2 separate regions of the Homo sapiens genome follow, and region 2 is linked to region 1. Evidence: read pairs that join two places in POLR2A ChIA-PET (ENCODE). Cell type or tissue: CD4-positive, alpha-beta T cell. All regions are shown on one strand.

Region 1 (8,000 bases):
GCAACCTACCCCACCACACATAATTTCTTATCCCCTTTATCATTTCCTTTATTCCTTTTATGACAATTTTAGTTTCTAAGTTGCTGTATAATATTCTTATGTATTGTTTTCATGGTTTATTGCATTTGTCTTCTGCTAGGTAAGTAACTTTAACTGTTTTGTTCATTAATGTATCCTAAATCCTTTAGTACCAGGCCTGGCACAGAATGGGTGCCCAATACATCCATTTAAGTTTTTGTTGGAAAGATAGCCTCTCTGCACTGAGAGCAGATTTGGCAGGTGCTCTAATAGTTCATATAAGGCTATAACATTATTTGAGTGAACAGAAACTCAACCAATGGGTTCCTTTAGCTAGTCCACCCATAACATCTCCCGATTCCCACACTACCAGTGCTTGTTTGTCACAGTTCAGCAGGAAGGAGTATGATACAATGACAATGGTTTGGAGTCTAACACTCTCCAGATTTTAACTCTACTAGCTACTGACTAAATGGCCTGAAGGAAATTAGCCTTTTTTACACATCATTTTTCTCATCTATGAAATGAAGGTTCTATTAATCGGGTCTCATAAAGTGGTTGTGAAAATTAAATGAGACAGTGCAGGTAAAATGTTGAGCATTCAGTACATTACTTTATGTAAATGTAATTATAAAGCACTTGAGACAATGCATTTAGGATGTCATTCATTACTCTATAATTTTAGTTGTGGTTTTAATTTGCTTAGTAAACTTCCCTTTATTAGGCAGTAGAAAGATAAACTTTATCCAAGCTCAAATCTGAATTATCAATAACTCTAATACTAGTATATGAATTATTTTATTGTATTGTGAACTCTTAGAAGTAAAATCCATATTCAAGTGAAAGTATAAAACATAATATGATTACATATGAATGAATTTGGATAATCTATTCAGCTTTTCTACATTATTAAGATATGACTTAACTATACTTCTAACTGAATCACATTTTCTTAAATATTATTATAGATAGATAATGAGCTTTTTATGGTTTCAGCTTTCAAACACGAATTTATTATTTGGCATTTCTATTTTTAACAAAGTTTTTCTCTTAGGCCATCTGGATTATGCTAGTTTAATTTTTAAATTTTGACATTTTCAATTAGCTTCAATTTGTCAGTTACACATCTGAATTAAATAGTTGTCTAAATTTTAATCATCTTTGGGAATAAATCTTAGCATAATTGATTAGCAATTCTTGATATTGCAGTTTTTTAAAGAATATTCTGTCATTAAATGTGAGTTTCAAACCCATTGGAAATGGTCTCTTTTGTTACATAAATCTGGCTTTCAATTTTTGAACCCATTACCTTAATGTTCAATGCTATTCCCCATTCTGAAAACTCATTTTGTGTGTGGGTACTTGAAATGTTCAGAGATATTATCAAGAACATGACCAATAAGCCATAAAACTGCTCAACTCATTACTAGTACACTTTATTTGTTACTTGGAAAATTTCATTTCAGATTACTTTGGAAGAGAGAGTGAATATATATGTAGCAGTTCTCTCAGTGTAAGAATGTATTTTCCCATGCACAATTTATTTGGAGTTGCACTCTAGCTGTTAGGTAAGTATGAAACTAAGGCCATTGTGTTTAGAAAATGTATTACAGGAATCTGAGCTTTCAGTGGAATCAGATAAGCTGGAGAAATGTGCCTAGGAGCTAAGTGTTCCTTTCATTCTCCTGACTTGCAGTCCACCTTAGGGTAAGACATTCCCATCTACAGCAAATTCACCAGCATTGGAACAGCATGGAAAAACACCCAAGAGCAGCCTTCTGCAAACTGGCTTTCCTAAAAGGGATATACTAAATCTCTCTTCCAAGACTGAAGGAATTAAGCCAAAACCAAGAACTTAAATTAAGGGTAACCAGGGTGATTTCAATCAGAATTTCAACTTTTCATCATCTTTTGATACCTGTAGTGAATTTTGAATCAGTTAGAAGAGATTGTAGTCAAAGTCTTCTATGTAAAAAACTTCTTTAAACTTGTCAATCAAAGACAAAACAGGCACATGGCAGAGTACTGCTCTATGAACTTCTGTTGGCTAGAAAGGAAGGGCCTGTCTCTTAATCTTTAGAAGGCTTCAGATAATTACTGAAATAGATTTCAGGTACACTTCAGAGGACATTTACTTTTCACCTCTGCCGATAAGTGGCATGATGGTACAGCCTATTTTTCTTTGGTTTTCAGTGGGATTAAAAGCTCACCTTGAATGTTTCAAAACCTTGTAAGAAGGTGCTTTGGAGCAGGTTGTAAGATATATGAGTATATAGCAAAGCTTAGTTTGTTGTCTTTTATAAACACTTTAAAGATCTTTGGATTAAAGGAATAATCTGTGGAGAACATTTTTAGTTGCTAAAATAAAGTGTGTGTTCATAGCTGGATAGTCTTTATCTTTATTTTAGGCCATAACTACTCTTTGTGTTGAATAAGAGGAAGGCAAAAGATGAATGTGGAGATGTTCCCTTCCTGGAAAGCAAGTGTTGAGGGTAAAAGCAGTTTCTAGAAATGAATAAGTTAAGGTGGAATCAGCAAGAATAATTTAGCCCTAAGCAAATGACAGTCGTCATTGTTAACTGTGAATTCACAGGGCCCATGCGAATAGGATATGGCTGTTAATCATGATTGAAGAGGTCACAGATTTGGATGGTAAAAAAACCCAGCCTATAATGTCCAGAAAAAGGAAACAAAATAGTTTTTTTCTGCAGGGAAGTTTCACCATGATACATAGGAAGTAGCAACACTTCCAAGTGCTTCCTAACGTGAGAACTATTCTCAGGTTTTACTTCTATCAGTAAGTTATTCTTCCTGACAAAATGGGTGGAATGCCATCTTTTCCCTCACTGTAACACATAATAACATAGCAGAAAAGACATAGGAAACAAGATTTTCAGTTCACAGTGGTAAGAGAAACACAAAAGTGCAACTTCAAAGTGAAAACAAAGAGAAAAAGCATTTCCCAGTAATAGGTTGCTTGTTTGCTTGGAAGAAGGGGGCAGAATATAAGGGCTAAGAATGATAGGTCAATTAAAAAGAAAATGAAACTTAAAAAGAACATTGACTTTAGGAACAGTCAGACTTGTGTTTTCATGTTTTCATTCCAACTTGTGAATATAGGCAGGACCCCTAAGCCTCCATTTTGTCATATATAGATTGGAAATAATAAAAAGATAATAAACTAACTCATATAGTTGTTGTGAGAGTCCAGTACTTAATGTAGTTAATGGAATGCTAGGCATGTAAGTGCTCAAGAGTTTGCTACTGCTCTCATTCACCCCCAGAATACCATTGATAAAGGCTATACAGTTAAAGTATATTTGAGCAAATACATGTGTAGGACCTGAAAGAAAAAGCCTTTATATGAGAAAACAACATGTAAGTATCAATAAGTAAGAGAAAAGAAGTGTGTGGTAAACAAGAATGTCATCAGGTTTAGGAGGAAAAGCAATATGGACTGAACTGGAGACAGGCTTAAAAGTTGTCACAGTTTTCCTTAGAATTGATGTAAGATTTGTCTTTATTTGTGTCTATATTTATGACAAAGTTAATTGTAGAGTAACCTACAGATGATTAGTTCCAGTCATTACTATACATCTGTCTTAAATTAATAAACCTCTCAAGGTCTATAAGATCCATTTCCATTCTGTGTTTTTGTTTTTTTCTCCTGTATACTTGAGCAGTCTAGATTTTGGTGCCCAGAGAAAGGAAGAGCTAAAAAGTGACACTCCTTTATAGCAATTTTGCTTTAAGAAGCCTCTATTCTTTCTGTCTGTGTTAAATACCCATATCTACATGTATTTGTCTTAACATGCTATATTTTTACATATGGCTAAATGTTATTGCAGACTCCTCATGAGCTTTCATTCAATACCATGAGTCTCCAACGAAGCAAAAGGAAAACACTTTCTTTCTCTGTTCAGCTCTCATTTTTCTAACCAGAGGAACTGTAGAAAGACATGTTGGATTTGTTTCTCTCTGATCACTTACTTTTTGGCTATAGAGCTCCTTTTAAGGGAGGCAATGTTCTTGGATCAGTCTGATTTGGTCAGGAAAGAGGAAGCCATTTTAGGTATATTAGCGGAAAGAAAATTAATATAAAGAATTTCAGGCTTAGACAACCACTGGAAGAGCTGCAAAAGGAAAGATCAGAAAGGCCTCTTCCAAGAAATCTGGAAGTGTGAGGATTTCATGGAAGCCACCAATAATGATTTTAGTTGCCAGCAGAGCTGAAATAGGAGCACAGGAGAATTTCCACAATAGGAGTGAGCCAGACCCCATCTCTTTTCCTCTCCAGATCTTGTCTTTACCTTCTCCTTCCCTGCCTTCTATCCCAGGAGGCTGACTGTATGGACTAAATGGGTGGCCCACCTTGTCCTCTAGCTTCCTGTTGAGTTTGGCCAGTGGGGAGCACCAACAGGAGATGAGAAGTTGTGGTTAGAGCAGTTATTCTCCTGCCTTACTCTCTTCAAGGTCACTTCAGGAAGGCTGTGTTCTTTGACTGTAGGTTCTCTCAGGTTAACCTCTTCTCCCAACATCTTCCTTCTTGGTATTGGTGACTGTTCCTTCCTCTTATCCTTTCAAGCCAACAGATGATAACAGCTTTTACCAACCCCACCATTCTGCAGTACACTTTGGAGTTCCACTACATCCTGCAAGATCTTTGTATTGTAAATGCTCCAAGTTCCTGTTGGGAACTGGACTGATATAATCATTTGTACCATGAGCTTCCCTAAGAAATGCACCTTTAAGATGGGTGACTGGAATTGGGTGGTTTATTTTTAAAGGAACTCAGGGATAACCTCTTTGCCAGGATGAAAGGGACATGTGTAATACACGGTGTGTGCTGGAATCTGCTCACATGATCATGCCTGATAGCATAAGATAAAGTAGAGGTGAGGGGCAAGACCTGACTGGAGTAGCTGAGGAATTGAGTTATTTTGTAAATAATAAATAAAAATACAAGAGCTATGGAATCAGTTGTTTATCAATTTGGGCAGCAGAGAGCATAAACAGAAATTAAGAGCCATAAACATATAATTAAGAATACTTGTGGGAGATTGGAACCTCTCCTGAGGTTGCATATCTAGAAGCGTAAATGTAAGGACTGCAGAGTTGTAGCTCCAGTTAAATGTTCAGTCCTGCCAGATCTCTCATTTAAAAGGAAGGACACAGGGAAATAAGTGGAATCTTGAGATTTGGGTCGGGGCCATTTGGGAAAATTGTGGACTGACATTGAAATCTTTGATCTCCAACTACCTGTAAAATCCCCTTGTTGGTGAGGGAGCCTTGTCCCTCTATCAGCCCTCCTTTAGTTAAAGTATTCAGTTATTACATGACAGGCAATTGTCTCAGGAGCTGATGAAGATCTTTTGAACATCCACCCTGATTTCTTATTACCTTTGTGTCCTCATTAATTACATACCAACATAGCCATAAGAAGTTAAAATCTTGCTTTGCAAGGAGGGGGTCTTAAATCAATTGTCACAAGATTTCAATATCTGTATTGTCAGGGGCATTGGTCATATGAGTAGGAGTATGTTTGAAAGATGATAAACCAAGAACAAGGAAATATGCTCAGTTGGGTCAAATCTTCATCAATAAAGGTAAATTCATAAGGTATTAGGATTTAATATGTGTGTTTAAGCCTCAGAGAGTCATCTAAATATTCCGATAGCTTGGGTCATTGAAGCCTGGGATGGAAAGATAACCAAGTTAATAAGATAAAGTGCTAGAACTTTCCTGGCACCATACAGGAAGGAATCTGAAGACTTAGCTATATAGGAATGTTAGATGAATATATTACACAAAATCTATGAAATATCTCTCAGTCATAAAATTCTAAGATGTTTAGAATTGTGACCTATGAACTTACCCTGATTTCTGGAGACCTGAAACATTACCATGGTTTTCTGGTCAGAATGAGAGCTTATGATTGTCAGGTGATAATGAAGTCTTGGCTCATTTCCAGGTAAAATAAGTCCTGTAATTACTGTATTTCTCAAGTCTTAGAATGTATAGAGAAAACAGATACACTTTGAAACTATTAGAACCCCTGATCCATGGGATGAAGGCTAAATGGCAGGAAGGACTAAACATAAGTCCTGACACTGATTCTTCTAACAAAGATAATAAACCCAAAGCATAACCTTATCTTTCGTGTAATTGCCAAGATTCATGTCACCATCAAATATTTAACTGATACAGTGATACTGATTCCCACTACATCCTTATTTAAACTTTCCCATTTGGCTAGTGCCAAAGCCAGATGGGTTGTAGAAAATGAAGGGTAATTATCCCAAACTTATTCAGTGATGATGCCAATTGCAGCTGCAGTTCCAGATGTGCTACTTATACTAGAGCAAATAAGCACAGCTTCTTGTAGTGATTGATCTGCAATCTTTATTTTTTTTTTTCATTTCAATCAGTGAGGAAAATCAGAAGCAATTTTCATTCAATGGCAGGGATAACAGTATATTTTTATTATGTTGAGCTCCTACTCTATGTTGAATGATGTTGACCCTCCTACTCTCTAGCATCTCTATCATCTGAAGGGACCTTGATGATCTTAATATCCCATAGAATGTCATGCTGATCTGTAACATTGATAGTAGTATGCCACTTAAAATTGCTGAACAAGATGTAGCAAGTGCTCTGAATGCATTAGTAAGACATATTTGAACCAGAATGTGGAAGAAATTTCAGAGGCTTGTCACATTATCTCTTTCTAGGGGTCCATGATTTGTGTTCTATTTAGCTTTTCCATCTAAAGAGAAGAAGTGGTATTTTGCTGTTCATCATAAAAAGAAAATGCTTGATGAGCTTCTGTAGATTTTGGAGAAGATATATAGCTCAACAATATGTTCCTCAACTCACCAAGGCTGAGCTGCTGCTTATTCTTCTGTGTTGCCCATCTGTCGAAAGCAGAGGCCAATGCTGAGTCTTCAATATGGCATTATTCCTCAGTGGGGACAGCCAGCAAAATGGTGGCTATCTGATTATATTGGACCACTTCCATCATCAAGGGGTCATGCTTTGTATCACATGAATAGATTAATATTCTGGGATGAATTTGCCTTCTCTGTCAGCAGCAGCATGTGTGTACTCATGGAAAGCCTTATCTATCAATATCACCTCCAATTAGACGGCTGCTTTTAGGTTAAAGAATATACATTAATAAGCCTACGCCTCAAAATTATTCCATACTACATTATCCAAAAGCAGTTGACTTGATAGTGTAATAAAATGGCCTTCCATAGGCTCAGTTACATTGCTCACTAGTACATAACTCCTTTCAAGATTGGGCTTTTATTCTACACATTGCAATACCCCCCCAATGCATACATATACATATTTGTGTGTATATGTATTGTGTATATGTATTTGTATATATGTGTGTGAGTATATTTGTATTCTCATAGTTAGAATGTATAGATCTGGAAACCAATGGGTAAAAGTACATTCATCTTTCAAGATTGTTTATTTTTGAAAAAAATGACTAATAAGCACCTTAATCATTGAGTTATGATTAAATAAATCCATTGAATTTAATTAGCATAATACCATCAATGTCACAGATCAGCATGACATTCTATGGGATATTAAAATGATCAAGATCCCTCCAGATGACAGAGATGCTAGAGAGTAGGAGGGTCAACATAATTCATCTGTAGGTTTTAAAGAATTTTGCCTGTTTTTTTTATCAGCTCTTGATGGAGTGGAATCTAGGATTGGAAGTTATTCTCAAATTTCTAAGATAGGGCTGGTATTCATTCAAAAGGAGATAACTTGTAGATATTAGGGAGGATTGATTTGTTGTCATCAAGGCTATCGATAGTACCTTAGTCTTGATAGTTTGAGGTTTCTGAGAGCTTTGTTAATTATAGTTTTAAAATCCCTTGGCTCTCTTCATCTTTCCTGAAGTTTGGTATGATAAAGATAGTGGAAATTCCAAGTAATGATCATTTACAGAGTTCTTAAAT
Region 2 (8,000 bases), 190 kb before region 1:
GACAGAGTGAGACAAAAGAAAGAAAGAAAAGAAAAGAAAGGAAGGGAAGGAAGGGAAGGAAGGGAGGGAGGAAGGAAGGAAGGAAGGAAGGAAGGAAGGAAGGAAGGAAGGAAGGAAGGAAGGAAGGAAGGAAGGAAAGGAGGGAAGGGAGGGAGGGAAGGAAACGAAACAGAGGCACATAATTAACTTGACCATGGCAACAGGGCAAATAAGCAGCAGAGCCAGGATTCAATGCAGGTAGTCTGGCTCCAGACCACTCCACCATATGCAACTAAAGGTAAGGAGCACATAGAAACTCCATTTCTCCCCACTGTTCCAGTTCCCTTTTGCTATTTCATTCTTTTGACTGCTTTTACTGAGTACTCACTAAATGCAGCTAAACGAACAAAGTATGTGCCTGGAACTAAATTCACTAACTTAAAGAAAATCAAGCAGCCATGCACAAACAGAAGAACATTTAAAAAAAATTAAAATACTTAGAATCCTATCCAGTGTAATGATGCGAATTTATTTAACAATTCTTGGTCCAGTTTTTGTCCATTTGGTATTCCATATCTCCCTGCCTCCCTCAGTGTAACTCTTCACTTGAAGGAAAGAATGGAACAACAAAAAAAAAAAAGACAATAAACTTTGGGGGCACTTTCATTCCCTACTGCCAAGTGAGGTAAGAACAATGAAGAAGTTCAGTCTTGCAAAAAAGGAAATTATTTTTTATGCCATCAGGAGCCAATTACCGACACAAGACTAAGTATAAGCCCGGAATTTCTTCCATCTTTGACTCTCATTTGGCATCATTTTCAATATATGATTTACAAGTTGAAATGTTCTCTTCAGTGTTAAGAAGCTGGAACAGAACACAAAGATACTCTACTCCTATAAAACTAGTGCATGTTAAAGCATGGCCAAACTTAAGAATCACTTGGGATGCTTGAAAAACAACAATAACAATACTAAGGTCTCATTTAGAGAATCTAATTTTTTTTAAAGGGGGAGGAAAGGAAAAAGATGCTGGAGGCTTACCTAGATAGTCTAATTTAATTGTTCAGGGACAGTGCTGGGCATTGGTAGCTTTAAAAGTTTTCCAAGTGATTGTAATGTGTGACCATGCTTGCAAGGCTGTTTAAATGCAACCCAAACCTTCTCAAACTTTAATATACATATAAATCACCTAAAGACCTAATTTAAAATGCAGATTCTGATTCAAAAGGTAGGGCCTGAAATTCTGTATTTCTACCATGCTTCCAGGCAATGCTGATGCTACTGTTATGTGGACCACACTTTTGAGTAGCACTGTTCTATACATTCCTTAACAAATCATAATTACTAAAGGTAAGGAATGGAAAAGATACCACAAGTCAAAGCAATGTGGAATATTTCATTTTTATGTAAAAGAGGTAACTGTTTTCAACAAGCAACTGGAACCCACAATAAATGATTACAGAACACAGGGCTACTGTTAACTAAATGAGTTAATATGCATAAAATATGAGGGACTGTTCCTAACCCAGAGTCAGTACTCAATAAATATTAGTTATTGCATTGATCTTTTTTTAACAAATGAGTGGCAAATGACGGCTAACCATATCAAGAAAACTCAATGCAGATATATAACTTATGTTGTAGAAAAAATATGGCTTCTACTGCTCACAGTCTTCATATTGTGTCATGCTCTTTTATACCTTAGGCCATCAGGTACAGAATTCTAAACACTAGCCTCACAGTTAAAATGTGCGCATTCATTAACATGATGTCTGGGATCGGCTTTAAAATACTTTGGCAAAGAAAAAAGAAGAGTAATCCTAGCACTTTGGGGGGCTGAGGTTAGGCGGATCACTTGAGGTCAGGAGTTCGAGACCAGCCTGACCAACATGGCAAAACCCTATCTCTAATAAAAATAAAAACATTAGCCAGGTGGGGTCGCATGTGCCTGTAGTCCCAGCTACTCAGAAGGCTGAAGCAGAATTACTTGAACCGAGGAGGCAGAGGTTGCAGTGAGCCGAGACTGCACCAATGCACGCCAGCATGGGCGACAGAGTGAGACTCTGTCTCCAAAAAAGGAAGGAGGGAATAAAGGAAATGTAATAAAATCTCCATAAGTAATCTATGGGATAGGTATATGTGGGTTAACTGTCCTCCTAACTCCTACATATATCTGACATTTTTTCAAAATAATTTTTAAATGTTCTGTTTTTCAATTCCAGCTTGATCACTTACTAGCTCTCTGATCATGAGAAAATTATTTAGCATCTTTGATTCACAGACTTCAGAACAGATTTCCATATTAACCTCCTCACAGGATTACCTTAGGGATTAAAAGAAACAGTAAAAATAACTGACACCAAGTAGGTCACATCATAATGATAAATTTAATTTTAATCCAAATAGCTCCAATTTTAAGAGAAGCAAAAAGAATGGTAATGTGTTTCTAAAATGCAAACAGGTGAATCTTAAAGACTGAAGAGTGCCATCTTCTTGCCATTTCAGCTTTTTCTACTGCCTCTTAACATTCTAGACTAGATTCCATCACAAACAGCAACAGGTAGCATTTAATGAAGTCTCCAAAATGCCGTGTCCTGAAATAAATGCATCAAAATGTTTCTTGCATGACAACACAAATCAACTAAGGGTAGCCTACAGACAAACACCACTTCTAGCTGCTATACTATTCTCTGGTCTACAAGTAACATAAGCTTTTCCTCCCACTCACTCCCTTCATTTACAAACATCTCTGAACAAGTAGCTGGGGATAACAATTCAAGAGAAAAGAAACCTCTTAAATATAGGCTAAATAATCAAAAGCAAAAGATCCCTTCTGGGGCTAGCTCTTCACAGGACAGAAGTTCAAATATGAATAGGCAGTATCTATCTGCCTATTCTGAGGCATAACTACAAAAGCATTTTAAAATATACATTATTGTGATAATTCCACCATTCTTGAAATAAACCAAATCACTCACAAAATCTCACTGTCGGAAACCTTGTGAAGAAGAAAAGAGGTAGACTTTCATCCATGTGGTCACAATATACAGCTCAGCATAAGAGTGAAAGGGAAATAATTATTTAAAATAGTGAATGTACAGAAAATAATTTACGCACATTTCCATTTTTTAAGAATATGGAGAACAGTCTTACTTCTGTCCAAGACAATTGAAGTCTAATCAAATATTGTGACTGAACCAAATATTGTGACTGAATGGGATTCCAGTTTGCCTCTCTTCCATAAGAAAAAATTCTAAAACCTGGAATCTACTACAAATATGTTAACCTCTCTCATTAGCTCAAGGAAGAACAAAAACAGTGAACTTAGAAGCTGTATTTACTAGGGGAATTCCCAAAAGAAGAGCTCTCATAATCTTCTACTTTAAAATTTCACTCATAAGACACAAATTAAATCCACATTTGTGGGAGAAAAAAAAAAAAGACAAACAAAAAATCCAAGCATGTTTCTTACATATTTTCTCACTTGGTTCCCATGTACTACCACTGGAATGTTTAATCACTGGTTATTTTACTTTGATATTCCTATTTGAATACAGACTTACCTGATATTTTTTCTATACTTATAACATTCAAATTAGCTGTATATGTATTATAAATGTTGGGCATAATGACAACTCAGCATCAATTTCCTTATAAAGTAGAGGTTATTTCAGGCTAGCTTCAGAACTGAAATAAACACACACAGCAGGAAAGTTGTAATGCATATTTTGTTTTTTCAGGCCATGAAAACCCTTACATTTCAATAAATATATATTAACAAAATGAGAACTGTCAACAAAACACTCTAGTTGTATGAACGTTACTCAAATTTTTCATCTACATGGTACTGGACACCTTTCATAAACAACAACCAAAAAAAATATATTTGAAGTTCAGGGTCCACAAAAATATCACCAGGGAAAAAAAGAAGAAAAAGAAAATATGAACCTAAGCTGATTCCAGCAGGAAGAAATTTTCCCACATGCAGAGGTATTCACCATGAAGCAAGAGATGGTAAGAGGCCTCCGTGTGAAATTGGAGCTCCCCGAATTTACAGACCCAGGAAATCAGGGCAGGGTGTTAAATCTTCTCTTACACCTAAACCTATGACCTGCAACTACCTCAACCACAGAATTTCTCAAAGTGAATCAAACAAGGTTCAGTTGGATTCAAAATGCGTTTATGAATCACAAGAACAAACAACTGTCTCCAATCACCTGCCTCAGGAGAAGCACTAAAATTCTCAATCACCATCTTTTCTTTCAAACAATTTAAGAATTGTATAACTAGGCTAACCCTAAACATTCATCATAGTACAAGAATAGTTAAAAGTAGTAAATGAAAAATTCTGATCTCAAAACAATTCACATTTGCATCTAAAATGTTACAATGAAACCACATAACTCCCTCCTCAAAATGTTTCATGTGACGTCTCCTTGAAGTGGCTTTCACTTTAGCTATGTGTGGCTTCCTTTATTTGCTTCAGCAACAAAAATATGAAAATGAATACAGGCATACCTCACTTATTGTGTTTTGCCTCACTGCACTTTGCAGGTATTACATTTTTTACAAATTGAAGATTTATAGCAATTCTGTCACAAGCAAGTCTAGCGGTGCCATTTTTCCATCAGCATGTGCTCACTTTGTGTCTCTTGTGACATTTTGGTAATTCTCACAATATTTCAAACTTTTTCATTATTATTGTATGTTATGGTAATCTGTGATCCATGGTTTTGTATGTTACTATTGTAATTGTTTTAAAGCACCTCATGTCACACCGATATAAGACAACAAATTTAACAAATAAATGTGTGTACTCTGACTGCTGTGCTGACCAGTCATTTACCCATCTCTCTCTGTCTCTCCTTGGGCCTCCCTACTCCCTGAGACAAAATAATATTGAAAATGAGGCTTATTAATAACCCTAAAATGGTCTCTAACTGTTCAAGTGAAAAGTTGCACATGTTTCACTTTAAATCAAAAGGTAGAAATGATTAAGTTTATCATGCAAGGCATATCAAAAGTGGAGACAGGCCCAAAGCTAGGCCTCTTGCGCCAAACATCCAAGTTGTGAATGCAAAGGAAAAGTTCTTCAAAGAAATTAAAGGTGCTACCTAGTGAACACACAAATGATAAGAAAGCTAAAGAGCCTAATGCCAATATAAGAAAAGTTTTTGTGGTCTGGATAGATCAAACCAATCACAAAATTCTCTTAAGCCAACACCTAATCAGCAGCCAAGACCCTAACTCTCTTCAATTCCATGAAGGCTGAGAGAGGTGAGGAAGCTGCAGAGAAAAAGTTGGAAATTAGCAGAAGTTGGTTCATGACATTTAAGGCAAAAAGCCATCTCCACAACATAAAAATGCAAAGTGAAGCAGCAAATTTTAATGTAGAAGCTACAGCAAGTTATCCAGGAGACCTTGCTTAAGATCATTAATGAAGGCGGCTACACTCAATAACAAATTTTCAATAGGGATGAAACAGCCTTCTATTGGAAGAAGATGCTGCCTAGGACTTTCACAGCTAGAGAGGGGAAGTGAACTCTTGGCTTCAAATTTCAAAGGACAGGCTGACTCTCTTTTTAGGGGTTAATGCAGCTGGTAACTTAAGTTGAGGCCCATGCTCATTTACCATTCTGAAAATCCTAAAGCCCTTAAGAATTATGCTAAATCTACTCTGCCTGTGCTCCGTAAGTGGAACAACAAAGCCTGGATAACAGCACATCTGTTTACAGCATTGTTATTGTTTGCTGAATATTTTAAGCTCTTGGCTGAGATTGAGATTTACTGCTCAGGGAAAAAAAAAAAATCCTTTCAAAATATTACTGCTCTTTGCAATGCACCTAGTCATCCAAGAGCTCTGATCTTGTACACAGCACCCATTCTGCAGTCCATGGATCAAGGAGTAATTTAAACTTTCAAATTGTACTATTTAAGAAATATATCTCATAAGACTGTCACTGCCATACATAGTGATTCCTCTAACAGATGTGGACAAAGTACATTGAAAACCTTCTGGAAAGGATTCACCATTCTAGATGCCATTAAGCACATTCATGATTAATGAAAGAGGTCAAAATATCCACATTAACAAGAGTTTGAAATAAACTGACTTTAAGGAATTTAAGCCTTCAGAGGAGGGAGTAACTGCATATGTGGTAGAAATATCAAGAGAACTAGAATTAAAAGTGAATCCTGAAGATAGGACTGACTTGGTGCAATCCCATGATAAAATTTTAATGGATAAGGAGTTGCTTCTCAAGGATGAGCAAAGAAGATAGTTTCTTTAGAATCTAAAAAATCTACTTTCTTTGCTCATCCTTGAGAAGCAACTCAAAGGATTTCCAATACTACATACATTTAGCTGATAAAGCAACAGCCACCCCAAGACACTGACAGTTCAGATGATCATTAGCACAACGGTTATGTATTTTTTAAGTGAAGTATGTACATTGCTTTTTTAAACATAATGCTATTGCACACTTAACAGACTACAGTATAGTGTAAACATAACTTTAACATGCATTGTGAAACCAAAAAATTTGTGTGACTAGCTTTCCTGTGATATTCGCTCTATTGTGGCAGTCTGGAATATCTCCAAACCGACAATATCTCCAAAATATGCCTGTATAAAGCCACAATATCTCTAAAATATGCCTGTATAAAAAGGCAACGTCTACAAAAAAAGGCTAACAGTGTACAATAACTAGCACTACACTTTTTTTTCATAGCCTTAACCTAGGGGAAAAACTTAAGGTCCAATTAAAATGACTTTTTTATGGATCTCATAGTTGGTACTTCTTTTTATGTTTTGGATCGTTTGTGTTATAACACCATAATAAGGTCAATAATGCCAAGAAAAGCATAATTTATGGTCCAGTCCCATTGTTGTGGGCCTCAACTACATATTTCTACAAAGAAGACAAAAATATCTGCCCCACGAAAAGTATTAGATTTTTCTCCCACAGAAAATGCCACAGATGTTCAGCCAAAATGATTTCCAGGAGCAATGATATTTTATATAAAAAGAAATCCCTAATAACAAGTATTTTCTATCAATTCACTGACACCATCTAATATATTTGGCCTCATCTTGCCCTGAAGTTAGTGTTATGGTGGTAAAAGCCCAGGATCTGAGTCACGACTTGGAGTCCAAATACCTGATCTACCACTTACTCACTAGGAAACTTTGCATAAGGTACTTAAAATGAGGTAATATACATGCAAGGCATGGATATTAATGTCATTAAAATTTTTAGAATAGAAGGGAGGACAGGAAGTACTTTGCTTCATTATTCTTGTATAATAAACAGAAATATCTTCCCCAGTCAATTTTTTTGTTGTAAAAAAACAAATGAAGAATAATGTGCCAGGCATTGCACTAAGCACTGGAGAGATCAACTGGATAAGACCCTGCCCCTCAGAGATTTCTCAGTTAATGAAGAAAAAATGTTGCCAACATTTGTGATCCATCGTGCGTACAACAGACAAGTAGCAGCACAGACAGCTGGTAAGGGTTTCAGAGAAGTTTCACACAGGAGAGACAGATTAAAAGTGTTCCATGCAGAGGTAAAGCAAATGAAAAGCATGGAAGGTGTGCTTCAGGTTTTTAAGTCCTTCAGCTCAATCAACTTTTATTATATGCCAAACACAGATAAACAATCAGAATACACATATAAATAAAAAATGTTCTCAGCTCCCAAAAATTTATATTCAAATAAATTGGAGACTTAAAATAAGTTCAGTACAATGTAACATATGCTATATTATAAATATTTTCAGAATTCATGTGATAGGGTCAAATTCCGTAATATACAGAGTTCCTGCAAACCAGTAAAAAAAGGGATCAACCACCAAGTAGGTATCGGCATAATCAAGTGTTCGTTTTAGAAAAATAATCCTAGTGCCAATGTGACAAAACATATGTGTATGCAAGAGAAAAAGGTTGAAAGCAGAGACACTGATGTTGGGAGGCTCCTGCAGCACTAGGTTAGAAGTATTTAAAAGACTTGAACTGAGAG

What was found. Peaks named below come from ENCODE experiments on the same cell type or tissue, not always from the same donor. Only the 100,000 strongest peaks of a DNase experiment are listed, where the experiment ranks them.
Region 2: POLR2A ChIA-PET joins it to region 1 with 5 read pairs; 3 of 35 experiments call an interaction of 5 or more read pairs at or near these places.

The regions. Positions count from the first base shown.
Region 1 is chr4:101,512,732-101,520,731 of GRCh38, forward strand. No RefSeq gene overlaps it. Among named protein-coding and RNA genes, the nearest start is that of PPP3CA-DT, 170 kb to the left of the region's middle. In CD4-positive, alpha-beta T cell, no CTCF peak of the experiment used is centred here; no DNase peak of the experiment used is centred here.
Region 2 is chr4:101,324,087-101,332,086 of GRCh38, forward strand. All of the region lies in intron 1 of PPP3CA (protein phosphatase 3 catalytic subunit alpha), which reads right to left. MIR1255A (microRNA 1255a) reads right to left here and starts at 6,328; the gene lies at 6,216-6,328. In CD4-positive, alpha-beta T cell, no CTCF peak of the experiment used is centred here; DNase peaks (open chromatin) are centred at 4,095 and 4,425; H3K4me3 peaks cover 580 bases; H3K27ac peaks cover 993 bases.